4 separate regions of the Homo sapiens genome follow, and all the other regions are linked to region 1. Evidence: chromatin contacts called from ENCODE Hi-C or POLR2A ChIA-PET data. All regions are on one chromosome and are shown on one strand. The core of a region is the stretch at or near the end of the contact, and the rest is flanking DNA. Distances in the headings are between cores, read along the strand shown.

Region 1 (6,219 bases), core at 1-2,500:
CGCCCAGCCTAGAGTGCAGTGGCACAATCATAGCTCAATGCAGCCTTGACCTCCTGGGCTCCAGCAATCCTCATACCTCAGCCTTTCAAGTAGCCGAGACTACAGGCCCACACCAGCGCCTGGCTAATTTCTTTTTAATTTTTGTAGAGACGAAGTCACGCTTTGTTGCCGAGGCTGATCTTGAACTCCTGGACTCAAGTGATCCTCCTGCCTTGGCCTCCCAAAGTGCTGGGATTATAGGCATGGGCCACAGCCCCCGGCCCAAAAACAGTATTTTTATGCATGATCATTTTCCTTTGGGTTTGTATTTGCATAGTGTCTGTTTTGTTTTGTATTACGAAACAAGATCATTACCGTATTCACTGTTCTGTCCTTGCTTTTTTCTTAACAGTACCTGGTGATCCTTTCCCCACGTTATTATTAAGTACTGAATCTCTTTATGACAGATCTCTGTAATCCAAATACAAGCGATTTAATGAAGGAAGAGAGTCCTTACAAAGAAAGCCATGACTGTCAAGGTTTCAGGCCCCACTGAGAGTGCTGTCATCTGCCAAACCAAACAGAACAGACAGAAGGAGGGGCACCTCGCACCTGCAGTGTGCACGGCACTCACTTCTGGGTAGGAAGCTCCAGGGCACCCGAGTTTGCAGAGGCAACAAAGAGGCGCAGCTGAGAGGCCAGTTGCAGCCAAGAGGCCAGGTGCAACAGGCGCCAGATGCAGCAGACAGGCCAGGCGCAGCAGAGGCCAGATGCAGCAGAGAGGCCAGGTGGGGCAGAGAGGCCAGGTGGGGCAGAGAGGCCAGGTGCAGCAGACAGGCCAGATGCAGCAGAGAGGCCAGGTGCAACCGTAAAGGTTTCACACTGCGGCATCTCCCAGGGCGGCTTTGCAAACCCTCACCGGGCGTTCTGCATTGTGCTTCCGAAAAGCCACAGGAGTTTCCTGCGAACCGCAGCGGCGCGGGTGCAGGTGGCGACAGCCCCTATTGAAGGCCCCTGCAGCGTACGCGTCGGACGGGCTTCCCAAGGCGGGTGCTGGCGGCGGCGGGGCGCACCGTAGTCCTGGTCCCGCCACGGCCGCTCCCTGGCGGCCCCCGCCGGCCGCGTGCCCCAGCCCCAGGGCGCCCGCCTCGCTCGGCGCGCACGAGTTTCTGCAGGTCTCTCCTGCCAGCCTCAGGGGAGCCTCCTCGCGGCGCGGCCCGGCTGGGTTCCGGCTTTAAAACAGAAAGGCTCATTGTCCCGAGGTCCCCTGGCCGGTCTAACCGCTGCGGAAACTCCCCGACGCCCCGCCCCGCGCCGAACGGCCCCGCGGCCTGGCCAGAGAAGCCGAGACCGGGTGCGGGGGCCGGGCGGGCGGGTGAGCCTCGCTAGAGAGGCTGGGCTGGTGTAGGTTTTTTGTTTGTTTGTTTCCTCTTTTGTTTTTTTTTTTTTTTTTTGAGATGAGGTCTCCCTCTGTCGCCCAGGTTGAAGTGCAGTGGCGCGATCTCGGCTCACTGCAACCTCCGCCTCCCGGGTTCAAATGATTCTCGCACCTCAGCCTCCCCAGTAGCTGGGATTACAGATGTCTGCCACCACGCCAGGCTAATTTAATTTTTTATTTTTTATTTTTTTTTTTTGAGACGGAGTCTGGCTCTTTCCCCCAGGCTGGAGTGCAGTGGCGGGATCTCGGCTCACTGCAAGCTCCGCCTCCCGGGTTCACGCCATTCTCCTGCCTCAGCCTCCCGAGTAGCTGGGACTACAGGCGCCCGCACCACGCCCGGCTAATTTTTTTGTATTTTTAGTAGAGACGGGGTTTCACCGTGTTAGCCAGGATGGTTTGATCTTATGACCTCGTGATCCGCCCGCCTCGGCCTCCCAAAGTGCTGGGATTACAGGCGTGAGCCACCGCGCCCGGCCTAATTTTTGTATTTTTAGTAGAGATGCGGTTTCACCTTGTTGGCCAGGCTGGTCTGGAACTCCTGACCTCAGGTGACCCACCCGCCTTGTCCTCTCAGAGTGCTGGGATTACAGGCGCGCCACCTAGCCTGGCTAATTTTTTTAGCAGAGACGGTTTTTATTTTTAGTAGAGACGGTTTCACCGTGTTGGCCAGTCTGGTCTCGAACTCATGACCTCAAGTGAACCGCCCCCCTCAGCCACTCAAAGTGCTGGGATTACAGGCGTGAGCCGCCGCGCCAGCCTGGGTGGATTTTCTGTGCACGGAAGGGAAGCAGCACCGGAACCCCTCCTGTTCCCCTAAGCACCGTGGACACTGCCCACCTGACAGCGGAGGGGGAGCAGCCGGAAAATAAAATGTCGCAGGGCGCAGTTACGCGTATCTGTTAGTGTTTGTGTGTGGTAAAAGATCTGTCACTCAATGAGTGCCCGTTTTCAAAGAATGAACATAAAATGAACATTTATTAAACATAATTTAATCTCTTCTCCATGTCAGGCCCTTTCACTGATTTCCCAAGGTGACCATTCGGACCATTCGTACATTAATATTGATTTTAAGTTGATAAAGGTTGTGTTTGAAGTTGTCTTCTTGATTTTATCCTTGCAGCTGAAGATACCTTGTGAACTTTACTTTTCAGAGCAGAGCGTCTGAGCGGTGGGCAAGGCACAAAGCGCGAGGGAAGCCGCTGGAGGGAGCTGCTCTCCTGCACGGAGGGCGCAGGCGCCAGCTGCTGCCAACACCACGGGAAAGCCCTCACCCTAACCTTGGACTCCTGACCCCAGGCTCCTAATGCACATCATTATTCCATAAGAACAGGGGAGAAACGGAGAGGGCACGAAGCACAAACACCGAAGCTCTGGGATAACATTAGAGATAGGAGGGCCACCAACTCGTTACACTGAAAATTAAAAATACAGAGGCCGGCCGCTGGGGCTCACTCCTGTAATCTCAGCACTTTCGGAGGCTGAGGCGGGCAGATCACTAGAGCCCAGGGGTTCGAGACCAGCCTGGCCATCCTGGTGAAACCCCGTCTCTACTAAAAATACAAAGATTAGCGGGGCTTGGTGGTGCGCGCCTGTAATCCCAGCTACTCTTGGGAGGCTGAGGCAGGAGAATCACTTGAACCCGGGAGGCGGGGGTTGCAGCGAGCCAAAATCATGCCACTGCACTCCCATCTGGGTGACAGAGTTAGGCTCGTCTCAAAAAAAAAAAAAAAAAAGGAAGAAAATTACAAATAAAGAGAAGGAATTAGGTTATTAAAAATTATCTTTGCTTCCTTGTCTGATGGGCTGAATTAAGAAAAAAAGTTCTCTTTGCTGTAGGAACTATATTGTAGGGTAATTAAATAGACCTAGTGGATGAGGAAAAAAAATTCTCTAAGAATTCCAGTCAATGAATGCAGAATAGCATTCTTTAATTACATTTTGCAACTTCCAATTGAAAAACTTCTAATTTTAAAACATTTAAGTTAAATATACAGTTCAGCTAAACAGCGATCAATGCGTCAATGCAATGAGCGTCATTCAATTCAGACAATTGCATCGATGGCTGTTTAGCTGAACCTTATGATAAAGGAATTAGGCTGCCATCCTCTAAACCCATTGATCAGTCTTACCACGAAAAGCGAGACGAGACAGAAGTGTGGTGATGGGAAATATCACCTATGAAATAGCCTTATTCTGAAAAAAAAAAAAAAAAAGGAAAGATGGAAGGAAGGAGTGAGGGAGAGAGAAGGAGGGTGAAAGGAAGGAAGTAGAGGAGAGAAGAACTGGAGGGAGGATGAGAAGGAGAAAGAATTTGAGCTCAGGCTAGCTTGTAACTCTAACTCCCAGTCCATTGGAAAAACAGTAGATAGAGGAACAAGTTACATAAACACCCTGGGGTTGCAATTAACTAAACCCCGAATGTGGGATATTTTACAAAACAACTGACCCATTTCTTCATCAAGTCAATAGGGGATATAAAGGGGGACGGGACTGTTCTACATGAAATGAAACAATATAATGATGGACCTTGTTTGGATCCATATTCAAACAAGCCAACTGTAAAAAGACTTAGGGAAAATTGAATATGTTATACTAGACAATGTAAAGAAATAATTGATTAGATGTAATAATGCATTGTGGTTGTGTGATTTTAAAAGTCCTTTTCTTTCTGGTGAAATGAGGTAGGGAGGATGGATGGTAGAGGGCAAGGCATTAATGGCTGAAGCTGAGTATAAGCATGGAAGTGTGTAACAGTCTCTACTTTTGTGTCTGTTCGGAAATGGTCACAATAAAAAAGTAAAATGAAATAAAGGATGGCAATCAGAAGTGGAGAGAATATCGTAAATGTAGTCTGACCAAATGGTGTCACTAATACCTTTGATTAAAAAAAAATCAGCTGTTTGATTTTAAAAAGCTATTACGGAGCCCCTCCCATCCTATGACTGAATAATTCCGTATTTCATCTTTTTTTTTTTTTTTTTTTGAGACGGAGTCTCACTCTGTCTCCCAGGCTGGAGTGCAGTGGCATGATCTTGGCTCACTGCAAGCTCCGCCTCCCGGGTTCAGGCCATGCTCCTGCTTCAGCCTCTCCAGTAGCTGGGACTACAGGCACCCGCCACCACACCCGGGTAATTTGTTGTATTTTTAGTAGAGACGGGGTTTCACCGTGTTAGCCAGGATGGTCTCGATCTCCTGACCTCGTGATCCGCCCACCTCGGCCTCCCAAAGTGCTGGGATTACAGGCCTGAGCCACCGCGCCTGGCCTATTTCATCTTGAATAAAGGGTTTATGAACTGTTCCTGTTAAATTTGGCATTTGGAATTCAGTCCTTTGTTGAGATAGTGATTTTGAATTATTCTCCAAGATCAAATATTTTTTCAGACTACGGTTCTTCAAGCTGATGAGCATTACCAAAAAGAAGACCAGCTTCCTCCAAAAGCTCCGGGAGAGAAGCCCTGCTCTGCAGAGGTGCAGGGAGACAGCAGCAAGCGCGCTTGCATTTTTAAGTGAGTTTCATCCCCTGCTCACCATTCTCTTATCACTGAATATCTAAGGAAGAAAAAAATAAAGGTTAGGTTTACTCAACAGTGGACAAGTCTGTCTATGTTCAAAGCACTGGCATGCCAGGGTGCCGCAGGGGTGCATGCCAACAGTCCCTTTCATCACCTGGAAAGCTCTTCCTTGATCTGTTTATTTTACAAACGTTTCTATGTCCTCCAAAATCCAGTTCACATAACATTATCTGTTCATGGATGATGGAAATGCATTCCCACACAACAAAAGCACAGAATCATTTTATTATGAACACAAAAACAAAAACAACTCCAATGTCAATGTCCCTCCTTGAGGAAGCCCTACCTCCCCGCAGCTTCCTCCTCATACTCTATAATAAAGTTAATCCTTCCCTGGGGCTCCTGTCTACCTTGTATCCTTTGTTATTTTTTTATTATGGAAATTTCCAGACATACCCAAAAGGAGAGTGAATGGCAAAGCCCCCAGGCCCACCCATCTTTAATGTTATCAACATTTTTCAAATCTTGTTTCATCCATTTCTCTCCAATCTGGTTATTTTGTTTCTTTTCAGGTATGTTAAAGGAAATCCCAGACATCCCATCACTTACTAGTCTTGTGCCCATTTCCATGGCACTGACCACACTGTGTCAGAACCTGCTGCCGTGGCAGTGTCTCCTGCTGGACCACTGGTCTTCAGGAATAGGGATTCCTTTATGGCCACAGCAACCAGCCCACAAACTGGCCCACAGTAGGCCCACAGTAAATACTTGGAATAAATTTGTGTAATTGAGGGCAATAGATTTACTGTCACAGAATGAAAGAATTTTTTTTTTTTTTTTTTTTTTTTTTAGAGACAGGCTCTCTGTCGCCCAGGCTGGAGTGCAGTGGTGCAATCATGACTCACTGCGGCCCCACGTCCTGGGTTCAAGTGATCCTCCTGCCTCAGCCTCCAGAGTAGCAGGGGGGCACCACCACTCCTGGCTAATTTTTCTGTTTTGTGTGGAGACAGGGGCTTGCTAGCCCAGGCTGGTCTCAAACTCCTAGCCTCAAGCGATCCTTACCTCTCAGACTCCCAAAATTTTGGGATTAGAGGCTTCAGCCATGGAGACCCAGGCATGGAAAGATCTTAATTCATAAAAATGCCTAGTACTTCAGGCATACATAATTTAGCTCAAGACAAATTTATTTAGGACTAAGCCCTGGCAGCATTAGAATGGTGGCTGTGTAGTGTTGCGGCCTCTGCAGGACAGTACCTTGATGACAGTCCCAGCTCTACTCCCACTTGCCAT
Region 2 (5,784 bases), core at 2,601-5,100, 370 kb before region 1:
CACATATACACACGCACACACATGCTTACACTCATGCACTCACACACTCTCATACACAGGCACATACACACTCATGCACACACACATTCACACACACATGCACACATGTGTTTACATGCATGTAGGTTGCATGCACACAGCTGCGTCCCCACTGACTGACTCTCCCCTCGGCCTCCTCCTGTGTCCCCACTGCTGAAGGCCTCCCTGGGGCCTGAGCCTCCCTCCCTCCTTCAGGCTCGGGCACCCACTCCTGGCACTGACTTACTCTGGAGTCAATGCCCAGCAGCTGCAGCCCCCTTCCTCCCTCACTAAAGCTGAGCTCTGTTAGGGGAAGGAGCCGCCCTCCACCTCTGTGGCCCCGACCCCAGAAGCCTAGCTGAGTTCCTGGCACGAATCCAGAGCTCAGTCCACATCCGTAGAACTGAATAAACCGGCCCTGAAATCATGGGCTTCTCCCACATGCTGGCAGGGACGTTCCACCATCGCCTGGGACTCCTCTTACCTGGGGCACCCCACTCCTTCTCTGCCTGCATGGAGTGAATTCCCTCCCCACCAGTTGAGGAGTGGGGAGACACCCCCTCCAGCACACATTGCAGGAGAACCGGGTGCTTCCTTTCACCCTGGGAGTTGGCTGCCCACCCTACAGTGGGATCCCACTTAGAGGCCCCACTCTGCCTGAACGCACACACACAAGCCCACCCTCTACCCTTTTTTCTCACCTTCGGCCAGATCTGGAGGGCTGGGGCGCCTCCCCGGATGTCACTAGGTGGCGCTGTGTGGCAGTCCCTGGGCCCCGCAGTGGCTGGATGGGGTCAGCAGGCCAACCAGGAGCTTGCGGATCCACAGATGGACATTCCCACTGTGGAGGTGGAGAGGTGTGTGGCGGGCCCTTCTTCATGGGCCTGGCCTCAGCTGTATGCCCTTGAGAAGATAATGTGAGGTACAAAGCAAAGGTGCTAAAAGCCACTGGCAGAGGAAAAAGAAGGAAATCATGGCTGCAGCATTGTGAAATGAAGGCTGAGTCCATCACTTACACCACACAGTTACCTGTGCACCTGACCCGCCAGGTGGCTATGATTTTTTCATCAGTAAGAGCAATTGTTTTTCTGGGGCAACTTGTTATTTTAATAAAAATGAGTGGATTTACCTACGACTAGAAAGATCCAAAATCACTTTCAGGGCTGGGGTTTTTCACTGCTTTGTGTGTTTATTTGTGGAATCTAGGCTGTAAGTCTTAAATCAGGCCATCAGTCTTCACCTATCTTGCTTCTGTTCTTTGCCATGGGGCACACACAGACTATGAGGTTCATAATTGGTGAGGTTGTTAATAGCAAAAGTGTTCTACTTCGTGCTTCAGTGCTCACCGCCTTGTAGACTGTGAGAGGGAGAAGCAACACATTAAATCAGCTGACGAGACTAAATTGGGATGTGTTGTGATCATCACCATGGACAGATAAGGAAGAAAAAGAGAAAGTTAGAGATGCAGTAAGTGAAAGAAACCTTCCCATGGAAAAACACGAACCACAGCTGGAGAAGGAGGGACGAGGGATGCGGGAAACTCAGGAAACAGAGAAACTTGGAAAGCTGCAATGCGAGGGGGCGATTTATGGGGTGAGAGCAGATGGCTGTGCAATGTGATATGACAGCTAAATAAGCACAAGCAGGCTCAGCCCTCACAACCCACACTGCCCGGCTGCATACTGCCCGGGCACCTGGCCCCATGGCCAGGGGCATCTGCGGACCAGACCGTTGCCACCTATTGAACACCTATTGTGTGTCAGGGACTTAGCACACAGTCATGACATCCCCCACAGACCCTGCAAGGTGGCCAGGACCAGCAGGGAGACTGCAGCTCAGAGAAGTGAAACAGCCAAGATCCCAGAGCTAGAAAGTAGCAGCTGGAATTTAACCCACCTAACTGCACCAACCCAGTTCCAAAATCCTGTTAGTGCTTTGTGTCTGGCCACACTCCGTGAGTGAGGATGTGAAGTGCAAGGTGACACCTCACTGGCCGCTGCCAGCAGGAGCACTGCAGTGACCTCTGGCAGTGTGGAGTGGAAGGGGCCCAGGCACCGGGAGATAGATGACCTGGGTTCCAATCCCAGCCCTGCCTTGCACTAGCTGTGTGACTCTGACTGTCACTTAACCTCTCTGAGCCTTAGTCCCTTCAACTACAAAATGGGGCAAATGGTATCATCCCCACTGGGATGTTGTGATGGTTCAGTGGACGTTGGTGTCAGCTTATGGCGAACTGCTTGGCTCACTAAACACATGATACTAGTCTTGTGAGCCAACCTGTAAATTGCTGGTAGCTTAGTGGTCTTGATTCTACTCATTCATCACGACCAGCAAATTCTACCTCCTGCATTTGAAATAGTAAATATTTGTAATATTGAAACCTGCCTAGCAAGGATGGGCCGTTCGTCCTTGGCGAGGTCTTAGAAGAATGAGTGGCTTCTGAGGTGCATGGCTAGGCTTGTGCTCAGCTGGCTGCAGCCTCTGTAGGACTTGCAAAGCCTTCTCTCAGCCCTCTATTTCATAGCAAGTGATCAGCTGTAGTCTAAGAAAATTGGGTTCCAAAGAAAAGAAGTGTGTCGGGAAGTGATGGTTCCGGAACCCATCCCAAAGGAAGAGTGGTTGAGGGAAATTAAGGTCTGTGAAGCCTGGACAAGGGGAGCAAAGGTGCCATCTTCCAGTGTGCTCATTAACGGAGGAGAGGAGGCTGGCTTGGAGTTGCTCCCAAGGGCAGGGCCAGAAGGAAGAAAGGCAGGGTGGGCTGCATGGGAAAGGGAGTTGGGATTTGCTGAGGAGACCCTTCTGGGTCCGGCTGCTTTGCTAGGAAATGTGATTAGATAGATACTGGTTCCCTAAGATTCTCCATCAACTGGATATCCCGCCATTCGGTTCAATGCTGACAACAATACCTGGAGTTAGAGTGGGCCTCACAGGTCAAGGGGCTCCATCCCACAGGACAGCCCCCACTCAGAGGCCAGCCACAAGTCCCAGGTCCCCAGGCTGCCGGCACCTGCGTGTGATTTGGCTACATTCGAGGGGTCACATGACCCTACTTCAGGTTTGATCACTCACTAGGACAAATCACTGAACTCAGGAAAGCACACTATATTTAAGATGGCTGTTTTATTGTAATGGATGGCCCTTAGAGAGGCACCACATAGAGAGGCCCGTGGGAAAGAAAGCATGGGAGGTGAGGCACGCAGAGCTTCCACTCCCGAGGGGCTCCGGAACCGCACGCCCCGTGGGCTTCACGTGGGGCTTCATCGCGCAGACGTGAGTGAGGAAATCATGGGTCAGGTGATTGGACTCAAGTCTCCAGCTCCTCTTCCCTCCCCCGGTCTGGTTCCTCTGGTGGCCAGTCCCCACCCTGAAGCTGTCTAGCCCCCAGCCCCAGGACCCCTCTCAGTAGCATTAACTCAGGTGTGGGAGAAAGTAGCTCCTTATGAATGAAAAGCGAAAGACATTCTTATCCTCAGGAAATTGTACCCCTGGTTTTAGGAGCTCTAGGTTAGAAACCTGGGACAAAGACCAAATACATTTTTATGACACCGCAGATACACTTTAACATCCCTTCTGCCACTAACTTACTATATTTAGTGGCTCTAAAACTGATTACGGGAGACAATTCAGCCCCACGTAGGAAAACACCTTGTTAACCACAGCGCTTAGCAATCGAATAGGCTGCTGCCCGAGGTCTGAGCGGCCTGGAGCAGGAAGTGCCGCAGCGGAGGTTGGGTCAGTCTGGGTCAGTCGGAGCGCAGAGGAGGAAAGCGCCCCCCGGTGGAGTGGCGGCTTGGAGCAGATGCCCGCTCAGCGCCACGGTCAGGACGTAGTGTCATGTGTCTGCCTTGCTTGGTTTCAGAATCGAGAGATGCTTCCGTTTTGGATGAACAGCACCGGCAGGCGGGAAGGTTGGCAGCGTGGATGGCACGGCTACGACAACGAGCTCATGGACATGCGGGGCATCTTCCTGGCCTTCGGACCTGGTAGGCGAGGAAATGACCAGATGCTCTCAGACCCCATTCCCAAGGAAGTGTCTGTAAGGGGGGCTACGGGTGCCAGGAGAGGCTGCAGGGATTTCCTTACAGACCCTCTTTATGAGCCAAGCAGAGCAAACCCAGCCGGTCTCCATGAAACATCTTTTGCTGGCTTCCTTTCAAATGCTTCTTGGGTTTGGCAAATGTAGCCAAATACTTTGCCTTGTAAATTTTAAATCCTGAGTGCAGTGAAGAAAATGTATTCCACATGTTTGTGATTCATTTTTTACCTAATTCATCAAAATGTTATTTCATAGCTATCTGATGTCCAGGAAAGCTTACTGGACACCAGGTTGCTGACCGCTGTGAGTCTCACTGTTGATGCGATCGCTTCTCGGGGTCTGGCTCTTCCACGGTCCTTCCCGTCTCGAGCACCCACCTCAGAGAGGCTCATTTAGTTTAGAGTCCAGCCAGAAGCTGGGATGTGCTCAAGGGCACTCGCGGAAATGACCTTGAGCCTGACTTTGAGAATGAGCCAGAATGACGAGGGTTGCCTTGCATGAGAGCAAATTTGCTGTGTCTTTCTTGACCAGATTAATTCCTAGGGCTGGAGGAGAGGAGAGATGGAGAGGGCCTATCTGGTCATTTGATTTAACAGATGGATCCCTGCCAATTCATACTTTGGAAAAGTTTGCCAAACACTCTGAAGATCTTACTGCTACCTGAACACCCTCTTCTCCCAAAAACAAAAATTAAAAAGGGAGAAAAATCATCCAACAGCCATCAACCATCAGTTGACTGGTTCATGAGCTATCCTTCTTTCTTAGCACAGTCCGTCCTCCTGCACTAAATATAAGCAGCTTACCCTGATACCTGTATTCTGAATGCCTTTTTCTAGATGTTGGTCAAAATGTTTCAGCCCACAAAAGTCCATGTTTGCCTTTCAAATTATAGGTTACACATCACATCTACAAGCTCTGCTCATCTCTTCAATTTAGTAAGATCAAAGACGTATGCCAGCATCCCTCATTCAGCCTACCATCGTTCACTCTACTTTCCACAAAATCCCTTTTAGGAACTATGAGGTGTCAGTTTCTGCAACCTCCGTGGGTGCCTGAGCTTAGGAAACACATTAGTCCAAATCCCTTTCCACATGTGATCCAGGTTCCCAAGTCCTCAAGGGAGCATTAGAAGCAGTAGCAGCAAATTCATGGAGCACTAATAGGGTTCATGATGTTGGCCTAAGAGAGGGTTCTGAAGATGCCTGAACATGCTACCTTTAACCAGTGATAGTTATCAGGTGCTCCCTGTCAGCCGAGCCCCAGGTCAGATATGCAGAGCCCCAAAGCTAAAGGAATTAGGAATGGAGCACCCCGAGGGTAACTACTGGATTACATTGGATACATTCCAGGGCCATGGTCTTTCTTTGTGAGAACATTAGTCAGCAAGGCTTTCATTCAAAAGCATGGCACCCTCCATTCCCAGATGAGGGAAATAGGATCATGAATGCAAAGCAGTGGTCTGGGAAGGACTATATACAAGTGAGAGTCTCAGGAATATATATATCTATATATATATATAGATATATTTTTTTTTTTTGAGACAGTTTCTTGTCACCCAGTCTGGAGTGCAATGGTGCCATCTCAGCTCACTGCAACCTCCACCTCCTGGGTTCAAACAATTCTCTTGCCTTAGCCACCTCAATAGCTGGGATTCCTGGAGCCCACCACCACGCCTGGCTAATTTTTATATTTTTCTTAGAGATGGGGTTTCACCATATTGGCCAGGCTGG
Region 3 (6,309 bases), core at 109-2,608, 450 kb before region 1:
AAGACACAGGAAACCAGGGCGGAGCACTGTCCCGTGTTATCACACTGTTTTGTGCATTCGAATATTTTCATCATAGATAATTTTTAAACTAAATGTAAGCTCTTCGTGAGAGGTAAACGTAGGTAGTCATCACTTTTAACACAAAGTCGCTTGTGAGATTTGCCACCGGTGATTGGCCTTGGAGAAAGGGGCAAAGTCAGGCAGCTAAGGCCCAGTACTCAGAAGCCTCAACTGCGGCCTAGAGCCTTCATCTATAGTGGCTCTCAACTGGTGCCCTCCACAGCCAGGACCCTGCCCAGGAGCTGTGAGCTCAGAGGAGGAGGGCAAGGTGGCCAGAAACGTGATGACGGCAGAGAGAGGAGCCAGGGACAGGCAAAGGAAGCAAGTGACAGAAATCCCAGGCCTGCTGCTCCAGGCAGAGAGAGGGCTGCTGGCTCCTGCAAAAAGAAGCAGGGGTGAGGCAGGAGCCAGGAGAGCAGAACTCACCCTCCCCTGCTGCCCTCCCCGCGGCCCTGGCTGTAGCCCCAGCGTCTCTTCCTGGGGCCATGTCTTCACATGGGGACATTTCTTCCCAGCTCGGCCACCGAGAGGAATGGATTCCTCCAGCATGAAGAATCCTCCCGCCCAGCCTGGATCCTGGAGCCACGGTCACTGTGGCAGGAATGCGGCTCCTCGCTGGCCTGGCTAGGGCTGGATGCCACACTTTGCCCTCTCCCCAGAGCCAGAGAGGTTGGGTCACAGACGCTCCTGAATGGGCCATGCAGGGCGCAGGAGGAATTTCGCCTTTGGAGGAACAAAGGGGTGTTCAAAGTTAAACGTCCACTGCAGTGACCATTACAAATTGTGGTTTAAAAAAATCATAAACTCAACCAAAAGAGGAACTAAGAGAAGGAGGGAAAGAAAGGGCTGGGGTCAAGAATAATAAAATCCCAAATAAGAAGCACATATCCTAAAAGGGAAAATGAAACACAACAAGGGTTAGGAGGGTGGGGTGGGGGAATGAGGAAGCGGGGGGCACAGCACGAGACTCCCAGCCAGGACAGCCCAGGCAAGGCCCCGGCTCCAGGTTCAAGGCCCCGAGGCTCGCGTTTGCTGCAGCGCGTGGCCGCCTGCCCGCCGGCCCTGCCCGGGCTCTGCCTACATTCTCGGCATCTTCAGCACAGTCACAAGCAGCTGTCAGATTCCTGCGAATCCTGGGGGTGGCCTTCAAACCGGGAGAAGCAAACCCAGAATTCAAGGCTGGCCCAGCCTGGCGCCTCTCGGCGGACTACGGGGACGGCTGCGGGCGGTGGTGAAGACCGCAGCCGCCAGCAGAGGGCAGTGGCGGGCCAGCGTGGCCAGGCTCAGAGGGCTCGCTCCTTGCTGTCCGGAGCCCCGCGGGCAGTGTCTGCCTGTAACTTTCACCCCCGTGCAAAGCTTCCAGCTTCCTGTGCAAGGCAGATGCAACGTGGTGCTGCTTTTCTTTTCGTCAAGGGGATTTGAGACTTTTCCTCTGCAAATGGTCTGTAGATATCAAGTAAGAAATGGACTGTCCGGCCCCATCCCTCCCTAGAAGAGGATTTTTCAAAGTGCCATTTTTAAAAGTGGCCTTTTAAAAGGCCCATTTGATAGGATTGGCCTTTTCCGCGCCAGACATCGTGCGGAAGACATCGTGCCAAAGCTTTCCCTACCTGAAACCACTTAACTCTGAAAAAAGGTATGATTATCTCCATTTTTCAGAGGAGGAAACTGAGGATCAATAAAGTGGAATGAGTCGTGTGAGGTGGCTGGGATGGGATTTGAACTCTGGTTTGCTGGGCTCCAAAATTCCTTCCACTTAGGCCACATGGTTTTCACAGGTCCTCAGTTCCTGCCAGTTCTCATCCTACCTGTTCCTTCTGTTTTTAACTCAAAAATCTCCCCTATTCCCGTGGAGTCTACCGCTTGGACTGGGAAACTATCAGAAGGATGCAGCCCCCTTGAGTTGCTCTTTGATCCCTAAAGCAGATTATCTGTCAACAGCTTTTATGCAAAGAGCACCCAAGGAGGATTATAGACGTGAATCACTGAATGAGACCCAGTGTCTGCTCCCAGCACCATCTGTTGATATGCAGATCACCGGTGATCATTGATCAGGACAAACCAGCTGCGGCTGCTGTGAAGTTAACTCCTGAGACTTGAGAGGCTGCTCTCACTTCTCTATGGGCGCACCTGGCCCGAGGCCGTGAACTTGGGCAGGCCAGCATCATACCTACGTCACATATTCTAGCAATGACAAACAAAACTAACCAAGCTAGCAAAAATGAGCTTGCTTCCACTTGTTTCTTTCCCCCCAAAAAAGCGGGCGGGGGATGGTTGACTGATGGGTTCGTACTTGATTGAGCTGGTAACGTCCCTGATTAGTTCACACTCCTTAAGAGCTGGGTTCCATCATTCTCTATCAATTCCCGGCATTAAAAGTTGATCCACTAATATTCTGGTAACTAGTCTCTTCTGTTTGAAATCATCACTCATTGGCCATTCTAAGTTCTACTCCAGTTGAAAAGCTTGATCCCACTTTGGGAGGCCAAGGGGGGCGGATCACCTGAAGTCAGTAGTTTGAGACCAGCCTGGCCAACATGGTGAAAGCTGTCTCTACTAAAACTACAAAAATTAGCCGGGCATGGTGGTGGATGCCTGTAATCTCAACTACTCGGGAGACTGAGGCAGGAGAATAGCTTGAACCCAGGAGAAGGAGGTTGCAGTGAGCCGAGATCGCACCACTGCACTCCAGCCTGGGCACCAGAGTGAGACTCTGTCTCAAAAAATAAAGAAAGAAAAGCTATCCTAAATGTGCTTTTTTTTACTGAGTTAAATTTCCTATCCTTACCTCCCAACCCCTGCCCCAGGCACAGGTGGGGCAGCTGCGGGATGAGTGCAGTGTCTCTGCCCATGGCATGAGGAGAATTTCTGTCCTGGGTCAAGACACGGAAAGAGACATAAAAGGGGTACTCCCACCACCTGCAGGCGGAGCCTGGTTTTTGCCAAAGTAGCCACCTACTAGTGTGAGGAACGCAGCCAACCTGGTCACTGGGGAGAGGAGGGAGCACAGTGGGTGGGAAAAGGAAGCTTTATCACGAGCCAGAAGACGGAGGTGCTTCAGGATGGAGATGTTGGCTGACTTTCCTGTATGGAGGTAGACATGCCCCAAGTAAGAAGCTCCTCCCTCCAAATATCATCTACCATCTTTTGAGAAGCCTCTGTAAGAACTCAATAAAATGGGAGTGTGCCTCAAAAGAGATTTCATTTTCAATGCAGTAATTAATTATTGCTCTTTTCCAACTTTGCACAGCGGTGAAGATGAATTGGATTGTCAGGAAATTTCTTTGAGCTTTGTTAAAAATTAGCTTTCTAAAAGTAAAAAGTGTTTAAGTCAAAACTTCAGGGCTCACATTTTTGTCCTTATGCAGGAAAATTATTTTTGTTTCCTTTTCTGTATTCTGCTTGTTAAATAATTGCACCAAGCTGGCAGGCGCTGCAGAAACATAAAGCAATGCATTTATTTTTAAGTCCAATGACCTCAAAACAATGAGTGTGAATGTTCCTAATCAAAGATGTCTCCTCTTTTGGGGTTATTTTTGTTGCAGTCCCTACACTTCACACTATAATCAAAGCCCATTATCTCAGCCTTACAATATTTGTGTCTCAGAATCTAACGATGACTGTGTCTGGCACATACATCAGGAGTTGCTTTTAAAGATGTGCAAATTGTGAGCTTTGCTTTCACCTCAATCTTGCATATTTCATTGGAAACCACTTCTTTAACATCCAAAGTGTGTCTTTGAACACATTAAAAAAATAAAATGGATTTCCCAACAGAGGTTATCTGCAAGGCAAATTTCAATTTTTAAGTTAGTTACTTTGAGCAATGCATTGTTAATTCTTTCAAGTCTCTTGGGTATAAAGTAGTTATATGAAAGTTCACTAATCTAAGCAGGGTCTAAACTAATCTTTACACCTCCAAATGCTCAAGGAAAAGTACTAAGGGGAACCTACTAGTGGGAATATCTGACTTATTTAACATTTTCTGGCTGCTTGGCTCTGAATCGAATATATAAAGTTGCTTCTTGTAACCATGTCAATTTGAGATAGTATGTGTACGTTCAGTCTCTAAAATGTATCCATTATCTTGAGACCCCTGATTTCAGAACTTTGGGAGCCTCTCTTTCCACAGCTGGCTTCTTTCCAGAGGAAGAGGAAGCTTAACATTACCATCTCCTTTGTTGATATCCCTAGTCTGAGAATATTCCTCCTTAGAGGTATTTACAGTAAACTTTGATGCATAATAGTTGATTGCAAGAGATAAGAGAATGTCTGGCATTCCAGAGATCTGTGCGTCTCCATGTGGTTACTTTGCTGAGAGTCTCAGAATCAGGCCTGACTTACGAGTTCATTTGTATTAAAACGGCAAGCCCTGGTGAACTGATGAGGCTACACCGTGGCTGGAGGGGAGCAGGTGCTGGTGCGGGGGAGGGCGGACGCTGAGTCAGAGACCTGGTTGGGACTGGGGTTCTGCCCTCTTCCTAGCTGTGCGGCTCCAGCCTCCTCACTCAGCCACTTTGAATCTTAGTTCTTAAGCATCAGCAAAATGGAGGTAATATTCTCCATCTCCTAGAGTTATGTGGAAGACTGAGATGCAAATGTAAAGCATTTAGTTCCAGATACAAAGGAGTTGGCCAAGGACTGGGAACTATTATAATTAAACTGATCAGTAAGTGTCCAGAAAATCGATTTCTGCCTTTGGCCCTAGGTTATGAGCTTCACCCCTCCAGAGTCCCAGGTAAAGCGCTTCCTCAGTGGGCTCAGCCCCAAGACCTTCCACCTGGACTGACGTGTTCCTCTGAATGCATCCTGTCCTTGAGGGTGGAGGCTTCACAGAGTGCATGATAGCAAGTGTAACACCAGCAGCTTCCTTCTCCTGTGGGCTTCCTGAGTGCTGGGAATCGCGTGGAGTGCTGGTTCATTCTGGTTGCACAAGTGTTAGTAGATTGCAGTGGTGAAGAGCTGAGCCTCGGGATCCAGGCTGCCTGATTTAAATCCTGGCTCCAGTATACCTGGTGGTGTAAGACTTCAGGCAACTCACCTTCTCTGCCCCTCAGTTACTTTACCTGGAAAGCGGGGCTAACAATAGTACTTATCCCTTAGGGCCACGGTGAGGACGAAATGTGGAATTCCTTTCCTAGGCCTGCTGTAACGAAGTACCACAAGTTTGGGTGGCTTAGAGAAACAGAAATGTGTTGTCTTTTAGTTCCGGAGGTCAGAAGTCAGAAATTAAGGTGTGGATGGGGCGTGCTCCCTCTGAAAATTCCTTGGTTCTTTAGCTTCTCGTAGCCCCAGGTGTTGTCTGGTTTACAGAGCCATCTCTCCCTCTCCAAACATCATCTTCCCTGGGGGCAGGTCAGTCTCTCTGTCCACATTTCCCGTTTTTATAAGGACACCAGAAATGTGGGATTAGGGCCCACCCTAAGAACTTCATTTTAACTTGATGCCATCTGTAAAGACCCAATTTCCAAACAGGGTCACATGCTGAGGTACCTGGGGTGAGGATTTCAACACATGTTTTTGGGGAAACACAATTCAATCCATAAGAGATGCCCTTAGAACACTACCTACAATATAGCAAGCGTCACTTGTGCATGGACCATTTTTATCTTTAATGCTCGTTGCAATCTAGCCCGGAGAGTATCATGAATCCCATTTTAGAGAGAGAAAAAGTGAGGCTTTGAGAAGCTGAAGATTAGACTCAATTGCCACAGCTAGAAAGTGAGAAGACCCTGACCCAAACTCCTCTGTCATCTCTCCACTGTAGCCACCATCTCCCAGAGGCGAACAGGACGCCCACAGCCCAGGTCCCTGTGCTGTCACACGTTGTTATAACCCAGGCTTCCAGCGGGTGGCCCCAGAGGCCTGCCTGCAACTCTGGACTCGGCGCTCCATTGAATGCTGCCTCTGGGCAAAAACCTGTAGGTTAGAAAAGAACGATTTCCAAGATCCTTCTTAGTGTATGGTAAGCCTCACTTATATCCCCACGTTTTGACTAAATTGATGTGCCTCAAATGTAACCCCATGTCTCCCTTTTCTGCCAGCTGTTTTGATCTCTGGTAGACACAACCACTGTCGCCTGACGGAAACACACATAGGCCTCAGAGAAATAAAATGAATGCCTTAAAAATTAAAGATTACTATCACTTTCTAAAGGTGGTTATACACCGGAATTAAGAAAGCGTTCATGCAATTGAGGAATTCCTCATCAGCTGTAGAACCTGATTGTTCAGCGATATAACCAGCTAT
Region 4 (5,804 bases), core at 671-3,170, 280 kb after region 1:
GCACCTCGATCTCTGAGCTGCTTTGAGAAGCTGAGGCTGAAGAGCCTTCCAAAGCACTCTTTTTAGGTGATCCACTTTGTTGTCTAGAATCAGTGGATTGGGTCATGTGACTATTCACACTGGATTTCAGCAAGGAAACAAATGATGCAGAACCGTGTTTATCTGGAGCTTCTGCTTCAGAAGCTTTCCCAGATCCTGCCGTTGTTACCTGAGAGGAAACGCTGCTGCTGCTTTGGCTGGAAACAGATCGATCTCCATCACTTGTAGAGCTATTCTGACTGGAGATGCCAGAGCTCCGAGCTGAGTTCCCACTCTCTGATTTGATGGCCGACCCTATACACGTTGAACTGTTTTCCTGCTGAGCTGATGCACGTTCTGTCTTGGCAGAGGTTTTTGCGTGATCTTGCTCAACTGCAGAACTGTTTTTTCCTTCTATAACTCGTTTTTTGGATGGCTCTTCTACCCCTTCTAAAAAGAAGAAAAACATAGATATGTGACTAAGAATACCTCGTACAAAACGGGTGATGAGACAAATACACATTAAAATAAAGGCACAAAGTGAAAACATTTCAAGACTAATCGTTTCTTTAAAAAGTGTGGAGTCATTAATTTCTTAAAACAGTGTTGAATAACATCATGAATGTCTAATATTAAAAAAATAACAGCATCAGACAACAGTGGACACTTCAAAATCTAAAGCAGTCAAAGCAAACTATCAAATTCAAAGCCTAAAGACACAGATATATACTTTAGGTTTAACATTCCAACTTTATTACTTATTAATAACATAAAAATTCTGGCTTGTTAAAAAAATTAGTAACAATAATTCCTAATTATATCAAACTTATGCTCTAAACTCCTATGTATGTTCACATCTATGATCTGCTAACCATTGCTACTCGATATCCCTCTTTTCTTCACCTTGGCAACCAGTTCATCTCTTGTTGTATAGGTTGGAGCATCTGTCACTTTGATGCCTTCAGCCATACTAAGTATTTTATCCATAACTTTTTGAGGGTATCTGAAAAAGAAGGAAAAGTCATTTTTAAAAAGTGTTTTTTCTAAGGTCCTACTTGTGCAAAAAACAGGCCACAGGGACTGCATTTCCTGGCTGCAATCAAGAAAGTGAACCAACCGCCAAGAACTGTTTCCTGGAACCCCATAAACAAGTGCCCCAGGGTCTGGGAGGCAGGGCACCTCCTCACTAATCTTAAATCTCGCACCCGTCCCCAAGAGCGTTGTTCCCTAACACAAGCAACCCTACCAGCAGCTGCGCCCACACCACCGGGCACACAGACGTCCGGGAATCATGTCGGCTCCTCGCAGGGACGCCCTTCTCCCCCTTAGAGGGCAGCCGGGCCGGCGGATTCCCGCGCTTCACAACTTCCCCTCCCCGCCGAGGCCGGTCCCGCGGAGGGCGCCGGGCCCCGGTCTGCAGGTGGCACACAAAACGAGGCGTGCTGGTTAGGGACGCTGCCTCACTCACCGGCACCCGAGGAAGACGTGGTTCGCCCAGGCCATGGAAAAGGAGATGAGCTGCTGCAGCTGCCGGTTTCGGGTCCCGCTCTCGGCGTCGGCAGCTTCATCCGTGCTAGCGGAGGCAGCGCCGCCAGCGGGGGCCAGGTCCCCGGCGTTGCGAAGCAAAAAATCCCGGCGGTGGCGCCAGTGTTTGTCAGTCTCGCCGTCGCAGCGCAGCGCCTCCACCCAGGCTGCCACCCGCGGGTTCTGGCTCAGGTACTCCGACACCTCCTGCGCCATGTTGGGCCTGCAGGCCGCGAACACAGCTGCACCGGGAGACAGGCAGGACTAGCGGGGCGAGCGGCCCTGTCACTGCGGCCTGCACCCGCGGCCCTCCAGATAACGCCCCTCCGCAGGCCTAAAGACCAAACAACAGCGCCCAGAGCCGCCGAACCGCCCACTTCCGCCCACCGCCGGCTTCTTCCCTTTTATAACCTCGCCGCCGCCGCGCGCCCTCGCGTTCTTCCGGCGCGAGCCGGCGCTCCCAAGACGCTTTGCGGCGCCGGGGCCGCTGCGACGCTGCGTCCCCGTGAGGCCACGGAGGGCACCCCGGGGGTGAGGTGGGCGGGCGTCGGGCGTCTCCCGCCCCACGAGGGCGGACTGCAAGTCGAGCTGGCCTGGGACGACCGAGTCTCGGCGGAACCCCGGGCGTTCTGTCCTCGCTTTGTGACGCCGCGCGCTCCTGCCGTCCTCCTCCCCCGCCGGGTCAGCTGCGGCGCCGGGAGCAGAGGCGAGAGGGGCAGGGCCCGGGCAAGGGAGGCAGCCGGGCGCGGCGGCCAAAGTCCGCTAGGGGGGCGTCCCGGGGGACCTTGAGCCGCCCGCAGCCGCGGGGCCTGTGGTCTCCGCCCTGAGACGCCTGTGTGTGAGCGGGGCCAAAACAAACAAAAGCCGGCCTCCATGTTAGAGTGTTGGGAGCTGCGTCTCGCGCTGCTTTCAGTGTGCCCGAGCGAAGCGTTCCGAGGCCGTCGGGGTCTCCGCGCCTTCAGGAGGGCGGGAGTGCCAGTCCCCTTACATAGCAGCAGTAGACAGTAAGGTCACACGAGGACCTGGCTCCGTGTTGCCGTGAGGCTTGCAGCCTTCGAAGCTGGCCCTGGCCCCGCAGCGGTAGGGCTTGTTCCCGCAGTTTATTAGGTCTCTAGTTAATCCAGGCATTGCCTTCCTGTTCTGGTCAGTAGGAAAACAACACCCCGACAACGCTCTGTCTCTAGAATTTCCTAAAATCAACAGCTTTACCACCAACCGGCAGATGTCCGGAGGTGGAGTGGAAATGTACCTATTTATCTATAGGGCCCCAAACCTCTCTCCCTGTTAGAGCTGTTTTTTCCTTCTATATATTTTTTTCCACTTTACATTTCCCACAGTTACGTACTCTAACTGCTGGCTGGCTTATTGTTACGTTTCCCATTCCAGGTATACATGCACTGTAAGATAAATACGTTAAATGATATAAATTATGAAATTTTTCTTTCAATAAATGTAGACTTTGATGTAAAAATGCATGAATCAGAATAAGCAAGCAAAAAAAGGTCACTTTAGGTAAGATCAGATAAGGTTAACTGTGTAATTTATGTGCATGCTGGAACAAAATACAGCTATTGTATGAAAACAATATTGCCCATTTTCCTGCCATACCAAAAGAAACTACATAAAAACGGAGGCACAAAGAAATTTTGAAGCTTTGTGATTTTGCTTCTAGTTTGCTGTTCTTTCCTCCTTTTCACAGATAATTGCTGAAAATCTAGAGGGGGTGGACGGATTGCAGAAATCTGGCTATTTAAAAGGTGGAGAAATTACGATTTCTCCTTTCATGAATTCTTTGGCAAGGGGACCATGGCAAGTAAAAGAAGCTATGATCGCATACCTAGATTATATATGTGCATTTTAAATCAAGAATGTTCTCACGGCCAGGTGCAGTGGCTCACGCCTGTAATCCCAGCACCTTGGGAGGCCGAGGCGGACGAATCATGAGGTCAGGAGTTCGAGACCAGCCTGGCCAATGTAGTGAAACCCCATCTCTACTAAAAATACAAAAGTTAGCCAAGTGTGGTGGCACGTGCCTGTAGTCCCAGCTACTCTGTAGGCCGAGGCGGGAGAATCGCTTGAACTCAGGAGGCAGAGGTTGCAGTGAGCCGAGACCAAGCCATTGCACTCCAGCCTGGGTGACAGAGTGAGACTTCATCTCAAAAAATAATAATAATAATGTTCTCACTTTTTTTCTTGTTGCCCTGTAGTCTTCTTCCCACTCATGGGCTTCATTGCCTTGAAAGGAGAACAAGTAGAGCCTGAATTTCAAACAATTTTTTTAATTATAATAAAAGCGATAGAGTCTGAAAGATGGAGTACTTGTGCAAAAACCAGGTGCTTGGAATAAAAGATACATGCATTTTTCTTTTTTGATTCTTAAAAAGTTGACTTTGCATATAAAGATTCAAAGACTATGAACCACAAGTAGCTGGGACTGCAGGCGGGTACCACGACGACAGGCTAATTTTTTATTTTTTTGTAGAAACAAGGTTTCACTGTTGTCCAGGCTGGTTTTGAACTCCTAATATCAAGCAATTCTTCTGCCTCGGCCTCTCAAAGTGCTGGGATTATAGGCATGAGTCGCTGTGCCCGGCCTCATTTTTTTTTAAAGACCCTCCCACCTACAGAGACAAATTCCTCTCTAAGCTGGGGGAGACGTTCTGAGAGAAAAGGTGAGAGGAGAATTTAGGTGATAACTAGGAAAGTCTATGGGAGTAGGGAATAAGATGCAGGGTGGGAAGTGTTGGCTGTTAGAAATTGCTAGGTAGATTTTGGGTCTAAGAGCAGAAGGACTTGGCTCTGCCCGAGTTTCTGAGAGAAGACAGCCCAATCGTGCCCTGAGCCTGTATGCGTTGGCCTTTAGAAATGAACATAGAAAGGGCCTTTTATAGCTTTGATAACCAACTATACAACTCCCTCCTCTGCTCCTAACACACGTGTGTATATATATATACATATGTGTGTGTGTATATATACATAACACACACACACGCATTTACGCACATATATCTCACAGGGCCTAGAGGAGATCCAAAAGGTTCCCAAGAAAGAGTTGAATGGTGAAGTGCCTACCAAGCACCAGGGTCCAAGGTGAATGAGGCTAGGGGTGGTCAGCTTGTCAGCAAAGGGAGATGCAGCTAGTTTTCAGCAAGTCATCAGACCAGTGCCCGTCAGGCCGCATCAATAGGAGAGGACCCTCAACCTCTCCTGAAATGATCAGTGTGCATTGCTTGTGCTGGTAGATCAAGCAGTTATACTCCCAGCAGAGCCCACAGGGAAGAAAGCACAAGACAATGCTAGGATGATAACCAAGCCTCACCCCACCACTGCCCTCACTAGAAATCTACTCAGAGGAGAAAAGGGAGAGAATTCTAATGAATTGAGAAAGATCCACTATCATCCCAAATTGAGTTTCAAACAAGTGACTGAGTTCACAGGATTAAATTTTCTGCTGTAAGTGGAAGCCCATTCACTGAAACTGGTTCTGTAGCATATCTCTCTGAAGACATCCAATAAAAATTCCAGCGGCAAGCTGGCTTTTCTGCAGATGGCTTTCCCATGGAGCAACATGAAGGGATTGCCCCTGTTCCTGGATGTGACTGTGGAAGCAAGAAAGCCTTTGGCAGGAAGGTCTGCATGTGGAGAGGCTTGTGAGGAGCAAATACTCCAGTTATGGCCAAGGTTATGACTTGATGTGAGAAATACTTCATGGTGAGGGGAAATATTTTATGCTAATGATGTGTGAGGACACAAATCTGCCAAATTACAGTGATAAGGTGGGATGTTCTGAAAAAGTAAGAGAATGTTTTAAGAGTGATCCCCTCTGTTAGAAGCTTTGAGAAATCAAGTAGGATGAAGATAGGTAGTAACAGTCTGATTACGGACTGGAGCCACCTGTGAGCTTGGCAAAAGCCGTTTTTACTGCAGTGATGAAGACTCCATATCAGAGTGAGTTCAGGAGTCGGAAATGGAGATATTTGGCTGTAAAGGGGAGAAGATAGAGGAAGCTGGACAGGGTCATGGGGTCAAGGTGGCTTCAATTTCAGATGGGAGTAGCCTGAGCATGTTGCCCACTGCTTGAAGGCAACTCACAGAAAAGGAGAGTTTGAGGATCTGAAGAAAAAGAGGGTAATTAGCAATTTCTGCAGACATAGGTGTGGCTGGGATCCACACACAGGTGGAGAGATTAACCTTAGGTGGGCAGACACTTCCTCTGTTTTAAAAGAAGACGTTTGTAAGTTTGGAGCTGAGACGTTGACATG

The links. Hi-C counts contacts between places; a loop is a spot of excess contacts on that map. ChIA-PET counts read pairs that join two places held with the same protein, here RNA polymerase II (POLR2A). Pooled maps may share reads with other maps.
Region 2: a loop to region 1 is called in a pooled map, with 4 times the contacts of the local background. The contact joins two enhancer-like sites. A Hi-C loop is called at or near these places in 1 of 168 maps with a recorded cell type or tissue (heart left ventricle), 2 of 37 single-sample maps with no recorded cell type and 9 of 50 pooled maps.
Region 3: a loop to region 1 is called in a map of heart left ventricle, with 5 times the contacts of the local background. The contact joins two enhancer-like sites. A Hi-C loop is called at or near these places in 17 of 168 maps with a recorded cell type or tissue (IMR-90, Right ventricle myocardium inferior, cardiac septum and 9 more), 15 of 37 single-sample maps with no recorded cell type and 25 of 50 pooled maps. POLR2A ChIA-PET finds 5 or more read pairs at or near these places in 2 of 52 experiments (A673 and H1).
Region 4: a map with no recorded cell type shows a loop between it and region 1 (10-fold over the local background). The contact joins the promoter of CDKN2AIP here to the enhancer-like site in region 1. A Hi-C loop is called at or near these places in 9 of 37 single-sample maps with no recorded cell type and 11 of 50 pooled maps. POLR2A ChIA-PET finds 5 or more read pairs at or near these places in 7 of 52 experiments (CD4-positive, alpha-beta T cell, HepG2, MCF 10A and 4 more).

The regions. Positions count from the first base shown.
Region 1 is chr4:183,717,907-183,724,125 of GRCh38, reverse strand. No RefSeq gene overlaps it. Among named protein-coding and RNA genes, the nearest start is that of TRAPPC11, 62 kb to the right of the region's middle. RefSeq lists enhancers at 735-784, 182-943 and a silencer at 895-1,424. Within about 2 kb of position 1,250, at least 20 of the 41 ENCODE cell types and tissues checked have a DNase peak (open chromatin) inside an H3K27ac peak, as active enhancers do.
Region 2 is chr4:184,095,462-184,101,245 of GRCh38, reverse strand. ENPP6 (ectonucleotide pyrophosphatase/phosphodiesterase 6) reads left to right here. Exons shown (of 8, transcript NM_153343.4): 7 at 3,878-4,001. Among named protein-coding and RNA genes, the nearest start is that of ENPP6, 120 kb to the left of the region's middle. Within about 2 kb of position 3,850, at least 6 of the 41 ENCODE cell types and tissues checked have a DNase peak (open chromatin) inside an H3K27ac peak, as active enhancers do.
Region 3 is chr4:184,163,605-184,169,913 of GRCh38, reverse strand. The region is part of intron 1 of ENPP6 (ectonucleotide pyrophosphatase/phosphodiesterase 6); the gene reads left to right. Among named protein-coding and RNA genes, the nearest start is that of ENPP6, 51 kb to the left of the region's middle. RefSeq lists enhancers at 1,031-1,080, 1,221-1,270, 1,731-2,502. Within about 2 kb of position 1,358, at least 2 of the 41 ENCODE cell types and tissues checked have a DNase peak (open chromatin) inside an H3K27ac peak, as active enhancers do.
Region 4 is chr4:183,440,752-183,446,555 of GRCh38, reverse strand. It overlaps CDKN2AIP (CDKN2A interacting protein), which reads right to left and starts at 1,920. Exons shown (of 3, transcript NM_017632.4): 1 at 1,487-1,920; 2 at 891-1,021; 3 at 1-468. The coding sequence starts at 1,758. RefSeq lists an enhancer at 1,466-1,615 and a silencer at 1,896-2,445.